Regions from separate parts of the Homo sapiens genome. Here region 1 is linked to region 2. The links are chromatin contacts, found by Hi-C or POLR2A ChIA-PET in ENCODE. All regions are on one chromosome and are shown on one strand. The core of a region is the stretch at or near the end of the contact, and the rest is flanking DNA. Distances in the headings are between cores, read along the strand shown. Region 1 holds the start of EPHA2 (EPH receptor A2). Region 2 holds the start of SPATA21 (spermatogenesis associated 21).

Region 1 (6,951 bases), core at 2,010-4,509, 280 kb after region 2:
CTATAAATACCGCGTTTTGGTGCCGCTTTATAAGACTCACTGAAGAACTTTCCTCCTTAGCACCCAGTCACCTAGAGCGGGAAAGACTCTGAGTCGGACAGGAAAAGAGGGAAGGGTGTGTCATTAAATGGGTGACTAAAAGCCAGGGAAAAGCCAGGTGGAACACCCTCTTGCCACCACCTGACATACCACTCCTTTCCATAGGCCTCTGTTCACGTCACATGCTGCAGATGAGCAACACCCTGCCCTATGCTCTCAGCCCCCAACTTGTGCACATACTGCTGGGCACACGCCCCACAGCCATCAGGGCCTGCCTGCACCCCTGCCGTGTGTGTGCTTGGATTCAACCTTTTGAGGCCACACATGGAAACCCACACTTGCCACCAGAAGGACCAACCAACACTACACACAGAGACTTTCACGCAACACAGAACTCGCAACACTGTCATTCACTCATTAGTTCATTCATTCAGCGGAGGCTTGCTGAATATCTAGTATGTATCAGGCACTGTCTGTTTTCTTTTTTTGTTTTTGGCTCTCGCTCTGTCACCCAGGCTGGAGTGCAGTGCCGCGGTCTCGGCTCACTGCAACCTCCACCTCCTGGGTTCAAGCGACTTTCCTGCCTCCAACTCGAGCAGCTGGGATTACGGGCATGCGCCACCACGCCCGGCTAATTTTTGTATTTTTAGTAGAGACGGGGTTTCACCATGATGACAAGCTTGGTCTCAAACTCCTGACCTCAAGTGATCTATCTGCCTCGGCCTCCCAAAGTGCTGGGATTACAGGCGTGAGCCACCGCGCCTGGCCCAGGCACTGTCTGTTTTCTACAAACATCCCTGTCCTCCTGCAGTGTGTCCTCTAGTGACACATCTGACAGATGGAGCCTGCAAGTGGCATGTAACACACATGTACAAGCAGTGGCTTCCACACAACTCACATGGAGTCTTACACACGCCAGTGTCCCTAGCCCAGAGGCTCCAATACAACATGCAAAACACTTATCCAAACCACGTACTACACACATGCTCACACTCATCCACACACCCCATGTGCCTGTCCACAGAGCCCTGGGCACAACACATGCCCTGCTCTCCACGGATGTGGCTTCCTGTTGCTGAACCGCATGTAACCCAGTAACAGCTGAGATTTCATGCGTGCTTTCTGTAGTCCTGGCCCCTGTGGTTTACATGCATGACTTTATTTGATCTTTACAGTAACTCTCCTAAATAGGCTTTACATCTTTCCAGGAGCAAACTGAGGCTCAGAAAAGTGAAATAACTTGTTCAGAAACTCATGGGCTGACTCCACATCTACTGTGAAGTATGGCACACTCACAAATACATGCATACACAAATCCACACTCACATGCACTCATACACAAATCTCTCACACCCACATGCACACTCATACACACATCTAGACACATCCACACAATCCACAAAAACACACACAGACACACACTCATACCCAAATCCTCTCATGCCCATGCACACACACTTATACACACATATACCAACACTTTTTTCTTTTTTTTTTTGAGACAGAGTCTTGCTGGCCCAGGCTGGAGTGCAGTGAGTGGCGCAATCTCGGCTCACTGCAATCTCTGCCTCTGGGGTTCAAGTGATTCTCCTGCCTTAGCCTCCTTAGTAGATGGGATTACAGGTGAGTGGCACCACGCCCAGCTAATTTTTTTGTATTTTTAGTAGAGACGGGGTTTCACCATGTTGGCCAGGCATGTCTGGAGCTCCTGACCTCAAATGATCTGCCTGCCTCGGCCTCCCAAAGTGCTGGAATTACAGGCCTGAGCCACCCTGCCCAGTCACATACAACACTTATGTCCATACACACACTCACACACAGTCATACATACATCAACACTCTCATGTCTATACACACGAATGCACATTCAACAAAATCTCACACCCTCATACACATGCACTTATTCTCACAGGCACTTGCACACTCACAGGCTCTCAGAGGACCAAGGCTCTCCTCCCATCCTCTTGGTCAAAGGCTTTAATTATCCCCAACGCCTGTAATTAACCCTTCCTCTCTTCCTGCAGGAGAGATGTCTGGACCCGCTTCCCAAGAGTAGGCACCAAGGCGAGAGGCCAAGATGTCCACATCCGGCAGAGAAGACCCACGTACCTGGGTAGCAGGTCCCGGGCATCAAAGCGAGGATGGGGTCAGAGAGGAAGAGGTAGGCAAAGGGAGTCTGGGGCCTCCCAGGAAATCAGGCCTGCCACAGTTGCTCTTCCTGGACTGGTCAAATGGTGATTGGCCAACAGGCAGCCGTGGGTGGCTGGGCAGGCGGGCCAGAGCAAATTTCCCGTTTGTTTCACTCACACTAGCCGCTTCTGTCAGGAAGGGAGATGAGCTCATGTCTGAGGAAGTTTTGTGAAGAGGCCTTATCAAGGGGCAGGTGGTAGGCAGGTGTCCTCCAAACTGTCAAAACCTATCAACCCATGCCAGGGTCGGGGGCCAGGGGTGCCCCTTGCCCCCTTCCCCAAAAAGAAGCAGTGGTTCAAGCAGAGACCACCAGGATTCAAATCCTGCTTCTACTACCCGTGAGCTGTGCACCCTTTGGGCATGTTGTTTCTGCTCTTGGAGCCTCAGTCTCCTCTTCTGTAACATGGGGATGATGACCCCTGCCTCCCAGATGAGAATTATTAATAAATAAGATAGTGCATGTCTGATCCATTCCCAGAGGAAATGAACCTATTCTCAGATCATAGTAGGCTTATAGGCTTCTGAACAGAGATACTCTTTTTGACCATCAGCAGCTTGATATACTCTTCAAGGGTTTTAGGAAGGAGGGCATCCAGGTCTATTTCTGGGCCACTCTCTCAGGCCTGCTGCTTAGGAGGCAACTGCTTATTGGACCCCCAATCCATTTCAGCTCAGACCTTCAGGCCAGCGTTGAGCTCAGTCGCATTGAGCTCAGTCTCAGAGGTGAAGGGCAGAATGGGTATGGCTCAGCGCAAAACCATTAAACGTTTCCACCGAGGATACCAGGCTCAGAGATCCCTGGGGGCTAATCCGTAGGGGCGCTGGCGCTTTGAGACGCTCAAACTTTGGAAGGCCTGCGGGGAGCCCGCGAGTCCAGAGGGCCCCAAGGTCCTCCTCCAAACCCCTCCGGACTTCCCCTCCCTCTCCTCCGGGTGCCAGCCCGGCCCCTTTAAAGACATTCCTGAGGGCGGGCGTTGGTGACGTCACGCAGGGCATGAATGAACAGGAGTCGGTTCTCACCCAACTTCCATTAAGGACTCGGGGCAGGAGGGGCAGAAGTTGCGCGCAGGCCGGCGGGCGGGAGCGGACACCGAGGCCGGCGTGCAGGCGTGCGGGTGTGCGGGAGCCGGGCTCGGGGGGATCGGACCGAGAGCGAGAAGCGCGGCATGGAGCTCCAGGCAGCCCGCGCCTGCTTCGCCCTGCTGTGGGGCTGTGCGCTGGCCGCGGCCGCGGCGGCGCAGGGCAAGGAAGGTGAGTGCGCGCGGCGTCTGGACCCCTGGCCCCCGGGCCCCAGTGCCCCCTAGAGCCCGGCGCTCCTTGACGCGCGCAACTTTGGAACCTACCTGGTGTCGCCCAGTCCCGGCGAACTGGAGTCCGGAGGGCGCACGGGCTGCGATCGAGGCGAGCCCTGGCCCCCACCCGGGGTCATAGGGGCTCCGGAGAATAAGCGGTTTCAGCTTGGTCGCACGGGCCTCGGAGGCTGCGGAGAAGAGGACGCGGCGCAGGCCACGCGGTTGCAGTCCAGGCGGCGACTTCGGGAACGCGTCCCGGCGGGGGGCGTGGGGAGTCCCCTAGAGAAGGGGGTGTTTGGGCAGCTTTCCGCGGGCTCAGCTTCTTAGTGACCTGAATTCACTAACCCGCTTGCCGAGGTTTTGCGGAGAAGGCATACTGTGCAGGCCTCGCATTTTGGGGAGGGGGCTCGGGCGGGCGGGAGCCCCCTGTCGAAGCCCCTGTTCCCTGAGATTTTCTCCACGCCCCCCTTCACCTCCAGTCCCGGGGGAGAGCGTGGAGATAGGTTCGGGCCAATCCCTGCTCACACACTCCTTTCCCTCCTTCCCAAGCCGCACTCCCGGGCTCCCGGGGCAGGTTAGGGGCCGCGAGTGCGGACAGGAAGTCCCAAAGTCAAGCGTTCTGAGCAAGGGTGACTCAGAACGAGGAAATGCGGCAGGTGGGGGTGCGGCCTCCCAAGGTGTGGAGCTGTCAGCCCAGGGCCACCAGGGAGTCAGGACACCCGGGGGTGGGGGACTGAATCACCCACCCCCGCCCCAGTGTTCCCGGAGCCGCGCCGAGTGAGGGGCCGCAGACTTTGCTCATGGCGCAGCGGGTGCGTGGTGGGGGTGTTGTCCCTCCGCTAGGGTCAGGGCGAGGATGGGGGCTCCTGCCCTGGCCGAAGACCTTCCTGTCCACCCAGCCCAGGCCAGCTTCAATTTCCAACAGTGAGGGCAAGGCTTCCCCTCCTGCCTGGGCAGAGCGAGGTTTCCGCAGGCTCCACAAGGGGGAAGCCGGGAGGAAACTTGGGCCGGTGAGAAGTTTCCTTCTTTTTTTTTTTTTTTTTTTTTTTTGAGACGGAGTTTCGCACTTGTTGCCCAGACTGGAGTGCAATGGCGCAATCTCGGCTCACTGCAACCTCTGCCTCCCGGGTTCAAGCTATTCTCCTGTCTCAAGCCTCCCTAGTAGCTGGGATTACAGGTGCCCGCCACCAGGCGCGTCTAATTTTTGCATCTTTTAGTGGAGACGAGGTTTCACCATGTTGGCCAGGCTGATTCTGAACTCCTGACCTCAGGTGATCCACCCGCCGCGGCCTCCCAAAGTGCTGCGATTACAGGCATGAGCCACCACCCCCGGCCTGTTTCCTTCTTTTTCTGCCTCCCAAACTGGGTTTGGAGGTTTTGCTGTTCTGTGTTGGGAGGAAAAGAGGCCGGATCTGGAGCCGTTGGGCAGTGGCAGGTGTTGGGGGTGGCATCCTGTCTCAGTCTCTGGAGTGACAGGGCCCGGGTTGGGGTCTCAACCGGGACTTCTGGTTGCAGGAGCTCATGGCAAGGATTTCTGCCACCCTCAATATCCGCCCCACCAACGTTTGGTCCTCCCCCTTCCTGGGGGACTGTGGTTGGAGAGAAGGGGAGAGACAGCTGGAATCACTATAGGCCTTTCTCCTCGGCTGCCCATGGGGGGGTGGGGGATTAGGCGGGTGCTTTGCTGCTGCAGTCCCCAAGCTGGCCTGGAAGCCTGGAGCTGCCTTGTCCTTGTCCCCTGTGTCCACCTCTCCCCAGCCTGTGTGATTAAACCCCACCCCCACACCCCATGGGATGCAGGGGGAAAGGCTTGTGTATTGCACTGGGGTGGGGGTACATTTTTGCTTCGACTCTGAGTCCCCGTGAAAGAGTCCCTAGAGAAGTGTGCCTAGGTGGGGGTGGGCATGATGGCCTAGCTGGCAGCTGCTGGTTTCAGTTCCTGGGAATCAGGCTGTATGTGGTGGGTCTGCCTGGGGGTGGCTTAGGGGGCAGGCAGGAGGACACAGGTGCCTTTTTCACCTACCCCCAGGCTGCTTCAGACTTCTTTCTTGCCCCCTCACCCCTAGGCTATACTTGGTTGCCCACGTGGCTCCTGTTAGGTCATCAACAGCCACTGAATCTGCCCTCATTTTTACAAATGGGGAAACTGAGGGAGGCCCGAGCCCTTGCCAACCAGGGCCTTCTGGACAGAGGACCAGACCTGAGCATCCCGCTTCTTGGCTGCCAGAGCCAAGGCCCTGCCTGCTTTGTGGTTGGTGTCATGGTAGATTTTCCTGGGAAGCAGGCATAGCTGGGCAGGGGCCTGGGCGGGTGGCAGGGGGTGCTGAGCTGGGGTGCTGCTGATGGGAAGAGGGCTGGAGAGTGCCAGGAAGTCCTTGGTTTCTGGTTCTACCGGGGCCAAGTCTGCCCTCTGTCCCCTTTCCCTTTTCTTTCATGTTTTCCCCAGAGTCCCCACCTCCCTGCTTCCTTTAGGGATTAGCTAGTCTTGGTTAGAGAGGAATGGGGGAAGCGGGGAGGGAACCACAGCCTCGGAGGCTGCGGAGAAGGACCGGAGACCGGGAGTGGGTGGCAGTCCTGCATTTGTGGAAGAAGCTGTGGAGCAATGTGGACCCACAAAGATGGCACTTACGGTGGAACTCATGGCAAAGAAGGAGGTGTTTTTTGCTTTTTTTTTTTCCCCCCAGAAATGGGAAGGTAAGGGGATAGAGAGCTCATGGATAAGCCCTGCTTAGCCTAAGCCTCTCCAGGAAGCCGTCTGGGTCAGCCGAGGGGCTCCCAGGCTCCCACCCTTTCCAGAGAAGCGGGAGCCTCTGTCCCTGGAAGAACCTGGGGAAAGAGCCGCGCCCGCGTCAGGGCGGAGGGACCCAGCGCTGGGCGCCTCCTGTTCCTGGTGGTTGGTTCGAGGGAATTTCCCTGGGAGGGGGCCGGGGTTGGAAACCCCTGCAGGGGGGGCTCCTTCCTGTGTGAGGGCTTCTTTTCTTCTCCGATTGAGCCCTGTGCTACTTCTAGAGCCAGGCCTAGGCTGGAAAGGGAGGGCCCTCCATGCCAGGTTAACCCTTCAGAAGCCTGGTAGCGGTGAGCCCTCTCACTTGGGCACAGACCTCAGCCTCCTGTCAATCTAAGGGGGGGCTGCAGGACTGTGAGGAACCTTTGTCCTTCTACCCACCCAGCTGAAATCAGGAGCCTCCAGATTCCTTCCTGTGTAGCTGGAACATTCCATTTGCTAGTGGGGTTAGTGAGTTTCAAAGCCCCGGCCCTGGGCATGTCTGAACAAATCCCTGCCCCTGCCCACCCCGCTGCCCCCAGCCACCCTCCCCTATCCCCACAGCCTCTGTCATGGGGCCGGTGTCACATTGGATTTCCTCTTGCCTGTCTGGGCTGCCTGACCCTTCCTAGAGAGGTTTGGCCCCGGTCAGTAGTGGGGGTGGCA
Region 2 (7,086 bases), core at 3,453-5,952:
ATGGCTGTAATCCCAGCTACTCGGGAGGCTGAGGCAGGAGAATCGCTTGAATCCGGGAGGCGGAGGTTGCAGTGAGCCGAGATCGCACCATTGCACTCTAGCCTGGACAACAAGAGGGAAACTCTGTCTCAAAAAAAAAAAAAAAAGACCCAACAGGAGATGGGGCTAGACGACCATCAATGGTTTGATGGTCCAACCACAGTTTGATGACAGAAAACAAATGTATTTTGGTTATTGTTGTTTTTGTTTTTATACTATTTTAAAATATGTCATGAATGTAATGTTCACTAACGCATCTTTTCACCATAAGATCAGCTATGAGCCCACGGTAACACAACTGGAAAGTAACAAGAGGAAATGTGGACGTTCCATCATTCTTGGGGTGCAGACCAATCCTGTATTTCCGAAAAACTTGGACAACCATCGCCTTCAAGAGCCACCCAGGCCCCCGCAAATACGAGCACTCCCCACCACCACTCAGTGGCACAAAATAGCCATAGGCCAGGTTGTCTGTATGAAGTGTATCTTTTTTCTTTTAATATTTTTCGTCGTTTTGATAGATAACGCATACAAAGAGTAGTAAAACGCAAACAGCACAAAAGGGAAAGGAAGTTTCCTTCCAAGGGCGGTTCCCCTCCCCTAGGGCAGTTTCCTGTGTTCCTTTGCAGAGATACTCAGTATGTTTACAAGCGTGTGTGTTTATTCGTCTCAGGTAGAGACCAGAGAAATATAGAAGGGGTCCTCCCAACTGCTCCAGGCTGTGATCAAGGGTGAAATTCGTGCGAAGGGATCTGGGTAGGAAGGGGTCCCTGGGCTTCGACCGTCACCTTAAAGCTCCCCGGGACCGGTCCTTTCAGCCGGCTCTGGGCTCCCTCCCCTCCTCTCGGGGATTTCCGTCTGTGATAGGGCACCTCCCCGCTTAAGGCTTTTCGAGGATCCCTTCAAGGCCACCGGTTAGCGCTGAAAGAGAAGCGTCTGTGACATCACCACCCCCGACCAAGTTTAGGGTACCCGGCAGCCCACCGGGGTCCCTAAGCGCTAGATACGGCTTTAACGCCCTCCCCGCCGCCAGGAGTCCCGTGCGTCGAACTGAGACGGGCGAAACTCTGGATCCACCTCCCTGCTCGGGCCTGGAACTGGAAGAAGCAGCAGCATTAGCTCCCCCTCGCCCCAAAACTGGCCAGGGCTGTCCTCGGTTCCCGCAGTGGGTGTGTCCGGGTGGCGGAGAAAGGGTTAAATTGGAGCTAGCCTGGTCTGGCGGTGGGTAGTCACCTGTAGCCACGGTTGGTAGCCCGCGGAGGGATGCGGTAGACGTGGACGTCAGGCTTGACACAGAGCACCGACTCGTACCCGCTCTCCTCCATCGCGACGCCTGGAGCCCACCGAACTTCCGGCGACTTCCACCGTTCCTCTGTCCGACGGACGGAAGCGGTGCGACTCTCTGACCAGGTTTCGGCTAGAGCGGCAGCTCGCGGGCCTCAGCACCGCCTCGTTTGTGCGCCCTCTGCTGGAAACCCGGCTCAAGACACGTGGCGGGCGACCTCCGGAGGCTTCTCCCTCCCTCCAGAGGCTTCTCCTTCCCTCCAGACACCCTCCGACGCAAAGAAAGCGCCCTGCGCCCGCCATGGACAGACCCCTCTGTAACCCGTGGTCTGGGTGTGGATCATCCCCATCGCTTCAGTTTCTTAGGCCTGGGGCCCAGTTGACCGAGAGGCAAAGCTGTAGCCCACCCTGCAGTATCTCTGTCCTCCAGCCTTTGCCTCGGCGCCTCCTCTGCCTGAATATCCTTCCCTCTCCTGACTGTAAGGCTCAGCTGGCACCTGACCCACCAGACTAAATAGATGCCATTACCCTACCACCCTCCATGCTTCCCCTAGGGGAACCCACTTATATGCTCAGGGCCCCGTGTGGCCAAACCTCAACAACGAGTTGTATTCAAAGAAGTAAAGTTTAGTAACACAAGTAATTTAAGAAGAATTCCAGGCCGGGCTTGGTAGCTCACGCCTGTAATCCCAGCACTTTGGGAGGCTGAGGCGGGCGGATCACCTGAGGTCAGGAGTTCGAGACCAGCCTGGCCAACATGGTGAAACCCCGTCTCTACTAAAAATACAAAAATTAGCCGGGCTTGGTGGCGTGTGTCTGTAGTCCTAGCTAGTTGGGAGACTGAGGCACTAGAATCGCTTGAACCCGGAATGCGGAAGTTGCAGTGAGCTGAAATTGTGCCACTGCACCTCAGCCTGGGTGACAGAGCGGGACTCTGTCTCAAAAAAAAAAAAAAAGAAGAAGAAGAATTCCAGTCTTAACTTCGATTTCTCCCAGAATATTCTGGGAGATACAATGTCTACCCTAGCCAAATTCTCAAAATCCCTCCTTCCCTACCATTCTCTCATTGAGTTGAGTGCCTGCAATGTGCCAGCCCCTATGTGGGGGTGAAGCTGATCCCAAACTTCTGATTCACTGAATACCCCAAACTTTCCCCACCCCTTCTTTCCTTTTCTCTCTCACTCTCCTTCTCCTTTTTACTTTTTTTTTTTTTTTTCTTCAGACAAAGTCTCACTCTGCCGCCCAGGCTGGAGTGCAGTGGTGCAATCTCGGCTCACTGCAACCTCCACCTCCCGGGTTCAAGCGATTCTCCTGCCTCAGCCTCCCGAGTAGCTGGGATTACAGGCACCCACCACCAAGCCTGGCTAGTTTTTGTATTTTTTTGGTAGAGACGGGGGTTTCATCTGGTTGGCCAAGCTGATCTTGAACTCCTGACCTCAAGTGATCCGCCCACTTCGGCCTCCCAAGTGCTGGGATTACAGGCGTGAGCCACCACGACTGGCCATTTCTACTCATTTTTTATAAGCTTTTTATTATAGGATTGATCTAACCACTTACATTTTTATTGTAAAATATACATAACATAAAATTTACCATTTTAAGTGTACAATGCTGTGAAATTAAGTACATTCACAATATTGTGCAACTATATCATGCTTTCCAGAACTTTTCATCATCCCAAACAGAAACTCCACACCCATTAGCAATAACTTCCCATTTCCTTCTGCTCCATCCCTTAGTAACCTCTGTTTTACTTTCTGTCTCTATGAATTTGCCTTTTCTAGATACCTCTTATAAGTGGAATCATACAATATTGGGCTTTTGTGTTTCTTATTTCACTTAGCATCAAGTTTTCAAGGTTCTTTCATGTAGCATGGATCAGAATTTCATTCCTTTTAATGGAGGGATAATATTCCATTGCATGTATATACCATATTTTGTTTATCCATTCATCTGTCAACAATTGGGATGTTATCACCTTTTGGTATTGGGAATCGGGCTACTATGAGCATTGGTGTTCAAACACTTGTTCTAGTCCTGTTTTCCATTTTCTTGAGTGTATACATAGGAGTGAAACTGCTGAGTTATACAATAATGCTATGTTTAGTGGTTTTGTTTTGTTTTGTTTTGTTTGAAACAGCATCTCACTCTGTTGCCCAGGCTGGAAAGCACTGGCATGATCATGGCTCACTGCAGCCTCAACCTCCCAGGCTCAAGTGATCCTCCCAACTCAGCCTCCCAAGTAGCTGGGACTACAGGTGTGAACCACCATGTCCGGCCTTGCTCACCTTTTTGAGGAGCCTCCAAACTGTCTTCCACAGCAGCAGCACCATTTACGTTCACAAGGGTTTCAATTTCTTCACATTTTTGCAAATATTGGTTATTTTTCTTTTCTTTTCTTTTCTTTTTCTTTTCTTTTTTTTTTTTTTTTTAGACAGGGTCTCTCTCTTTCTTTCTCTCTCTGTCACCCCACACTGGAGTGCAATGGTGCGATCATCACTCACTGCAGCCTCAAATTCCCGGGCTCAAGGGATCCTCCTGCCTCAACCTTTTGAGTAGCTGGGCCTACAGGCACACACCACCCTACCCTGCTATTTTTCTTACTTTTTGTAGAGACGGGGGTCTTGCTATGTTGCCCAGGCTGGTCTTGAATTCCTGTCTTCAAGAGATCCTCCTGCCTCAGCCTTCCAAAGTGCTAGGATTATAGGCATGAGCCACCATACCTGGCCTTATTTTCCAATTTTTTTTTTTTTGAGACTAAGTCTCACTCTACCACCCAGGCTGGAAGACAGTGGCATGATCTCAGCTCACTGCAACTTCTGCCTCCCAGGTTCAAGTGATTCTCGTGCCTCAGCCTCCTAAGTAGCTGGGATTACAGGCATGCGCCACCATGCCTGGCTAATTTTTGTATTTTTAGTAGAGACGGGGTTTCACCATGTTGGCCAGGCTGGTCTATAACTCGACCTCAAGTGATCCACCCACCTCGGCCTCCCAAAGTGCTGGGATTACAGGTGTGAGCCACCGCACCCAGCCATTCAGAGCACTTTCAGTTCTGTTCAGTCTAACAAAGACAGGCATCGAGCACATACCCTATGCCAGGTGCTGAGTACTGGGGTCACTGGGATGTGGCCAATCCAGCTCCTACCATCCTGGAGCTCGCAGACTGGAGGAGACAGAGAGAAAAGCAGTCATTGGCAAAGCAGAATGAAAGGTACTGTAATGAAGCAAATTCACAGGGGCCTGTGGGAGCAAAGAGAAGAAACCCCACACAGTCTGGGGAGAGTCAGGGAAGGCTTTCTGGGAGAGAGTACCCTGGCCCAATAATCACTGTGAGGTTGGCAAGGCAACGATTGTTATCTTCATTGTGTAATGGGGGCCACTGAACCAGTGACAAGCTGGGGGAAATGACACTGTCCAGTAGTTGGAGGTCACACAGCCCCTTGCCTTATTCTCAAACCCTAACCACATGGCTGGATATTCCTGAAATGCATTCCTAAACCTCTGCTGCTGAGAATAATTGGACCTGCCATCTATTCCCAGTTTAACTGCCCTGTATACCAAACAAATCCAATTCAAGCCAACAGGCAAAGTATAGGCTCAGACAGAGCCCATCCTATGTGCAAGGCGGTGAGCAGGGGTGGAAAATCTCACTGTGACTCATCCAGCTGATTTCTGGTAGGTGCAGGGCCAAGGTGGGGTGTAAGGTGAACAAGCTTTCCCTGACGGCCTCCAGACATATATATGATATGCCACTTATCTTTATCTGCTGTATTTTCCTGCCATCATAGATATTTCCAAGAGAAATTCTCCCATTTTTCAGATGAGGAAACCACTTATAAAAGGGGCACTCAATACCCAAAGAATTTTGAAAAAGAACAAAGTTGGAGGACTCACACTTCCTGATTTCAAAACTTTTTATTTATTTATTTATTTATTTGTTTTTCCATAGGTTATTGGGGTACAGGTGGTATTTGGCTACATGACTAAGGTTTTTGTTTTTTGGTGTTTTTTTTTTGTTTACATTAGTAATTTTTTTTGAGACGGAGTCTTGCTCTGTTGCCCAGGCTGGCGTGTAGTGGTGCAGTCTCTGCTCACTGCAACCTCCATCTCCCAGGTTCAAGCGATTCTCCTGCCTCAGCCTCCCAAGTACCTAGGATTACAGGCAGGCACCACCATGCCCAGCTAATTTTTGTATTTTTAGTAGAAACAGGATTTCACCATGTTAGCCAGGGTGATCTCAAACTCCTGACCTCGAGTGATCTGCCCCCCTTGGCATCCCAAAGTTCTGGGATTACAGGCGTGAGCCACCTTGCCCTGCATGAGTAGGTTCTTTAGTGGTGATTTGTAAGATTTTGGTCCACCCATCACCTGAGCAGTATACACTGCACCCTATCTGTATTTTTTTTTTTTTTTTTTGAGACAGAGTCTCACCCTGTCATCTAGGCTGGAGTGCAATGGTGCGATCTCGGCTCACTGCAACCCTCCACCTGCCAGGTTCAAGCAATTCTCCTGCCTCAGCCTCCTGACTAGCTGGGATTACAGGCATGTGCCACCATGCCCGGCTAATTCTGTACTTTTAGTAGAGACGGGGTTTCTCCATGTTGGTCAGGCTGGTCTCAAACTCCCAACCTCAGGTGATCTGCCCGCCTCGGCCTCCCAAAGTGCTGGGATTACAGGCACGCACCACCACACTCAGCTAATTTTTTGTATCTTTAGTAGAGATGGGGTTTCACCTTGCTGGCCAGGCTGGTCTCAAACTCCTGACCTCATGATCCGCCCGCCTCAGCCTCCCAGAGTGCTGGGATTACAGGTGTGAGCCACCGCACCAGGCCGATAAATGGGACTTTTACAAAAATTTAAAACTTCTGTGCTTCAAAAGACAAAAAGGTGAAAATGTAATCCACATAATGGGAGAAAATTTTTGCAGATCATATATATGATTCAGGACATGTATCTAGAATTTATAAAGAACATTTACCGTGCAATAATAAAAAGACAACCCAGTATAAATGGACAGAGGCAGGCTGGGTGCTGTGACTCATGCATGTAATCCCAGCATTTTGGGAGGCTGAAATGGGAGGATCACCTGAGCCCAAGAGGTCAAGGCTATAGTGAGCCACGTTCATGCCACTGCAGTCCAGCCTGTGGACAGAGTAAGACCCTGTCTGAAAAAAAAAAAAGGGGGGGGCCGGGCATGGTGGCTCACACCTGTAATCCCAGTACTTTGGAAGGCTGAGGTGGGCAGATCACCTGAGGTCAGGGGTTTGAGACCAGCCTGGTCAAGATGGCAAAACCGCGTCTCTACTAAAAATACAAAAATTAGTCTGGTGTGGTGGCACACACCTGTAATCCCAGCTACTAGGGAGGCTGAAGCAGGAGAATTGCATGGACACGGGAGACGGAGGTTGCAGTGAGCTGGAACTAGGCCACTGCACTCCACCCTGGGTGACAGAGCGAGACTCCATCTCAAAAAAAAAAGGACGAAGGCTCTGAATAAACATTTTTCCAAAGAAGATAGACAAATGGCCAATAAGCACATGAAGATGTCCAACATTATCGGCCATTGGGGAAATGCAAATCAAAATCAGAATGAGATAACACTTTACACTCACATCCACTAGGATAGCTATGATAAAAAAGACAAGTAAGGCGGTACAGTGGCTCACACCTGTAATCCCAAAACACTGGGAGGCTGAGGCGGGAGGATCCCTTGAGCTGAGGAGTTCAAGACCAGCCTGGACAACATAGTGAGATTCCCATCTA

What was found. Hi-C counts contacts between places; a loop is a spot of excess contacts on that map. ChIA-PET counts read pairs that join two places held with the same protein, here RNA polymerase II (POLR2A). Pooled maps may share reads with other maps.
Region 1: POLR2A ChIA-PET joins it to region 2 with 14 read pairs in naive thymus-derived CD4-positive, alpha-beta T cell. The contact joins the promoter of EPHA2 here to the promoter of SPATA21 in region 2. A Hi-C loop is called at or near these places in 1 of 50 pooled maps. POLR2A ChIA-PET finds 5 or more read pairs at or near these places in 2 of 52 experiments (activated naive CD4-positive, alpha-beta T cell and naive thymus-derived CD4-positive, alpha-beta T cell).

The regions. Positions count from the first base shown.
Region 1 is chr1:16,152,377-16,159,327 of GRCh38, reverse strand. EPHA2 (EPH receptor A2) reads left to right here and starts at 3,259. Exons shown (of 17, transcript NM_004431.5): 1 at 3,259-3,480. The coding sequence starts at 3,396. EPHA2-AS1 (EPHA2 antisense RNA 1) reads right to left here and starts at 4,113. Exons shown (of 3, transcript NR_187275.1): 1 at 3,573-4,113; 2 at 2,149-2,357.
Region 2 is chr1:16,435,040-16,442,125 of GRCh38, reverse strand. SPATA21 (spermatogenesis associated 21) reads left to right here and starts at 4,702. Exons shown (of 13, transcript NM_198546.1): 1 at 4,702-4,998. NECAP2 (NECAP endocytosis associated 2) reads right to left here and starts at 1,402. Exons shown (of 8, transcript NM_018090.5): 1 at 1,273-1,402. The coding sequence starts at 1,364. RefSeq lists a silencer at 3,802-3,972.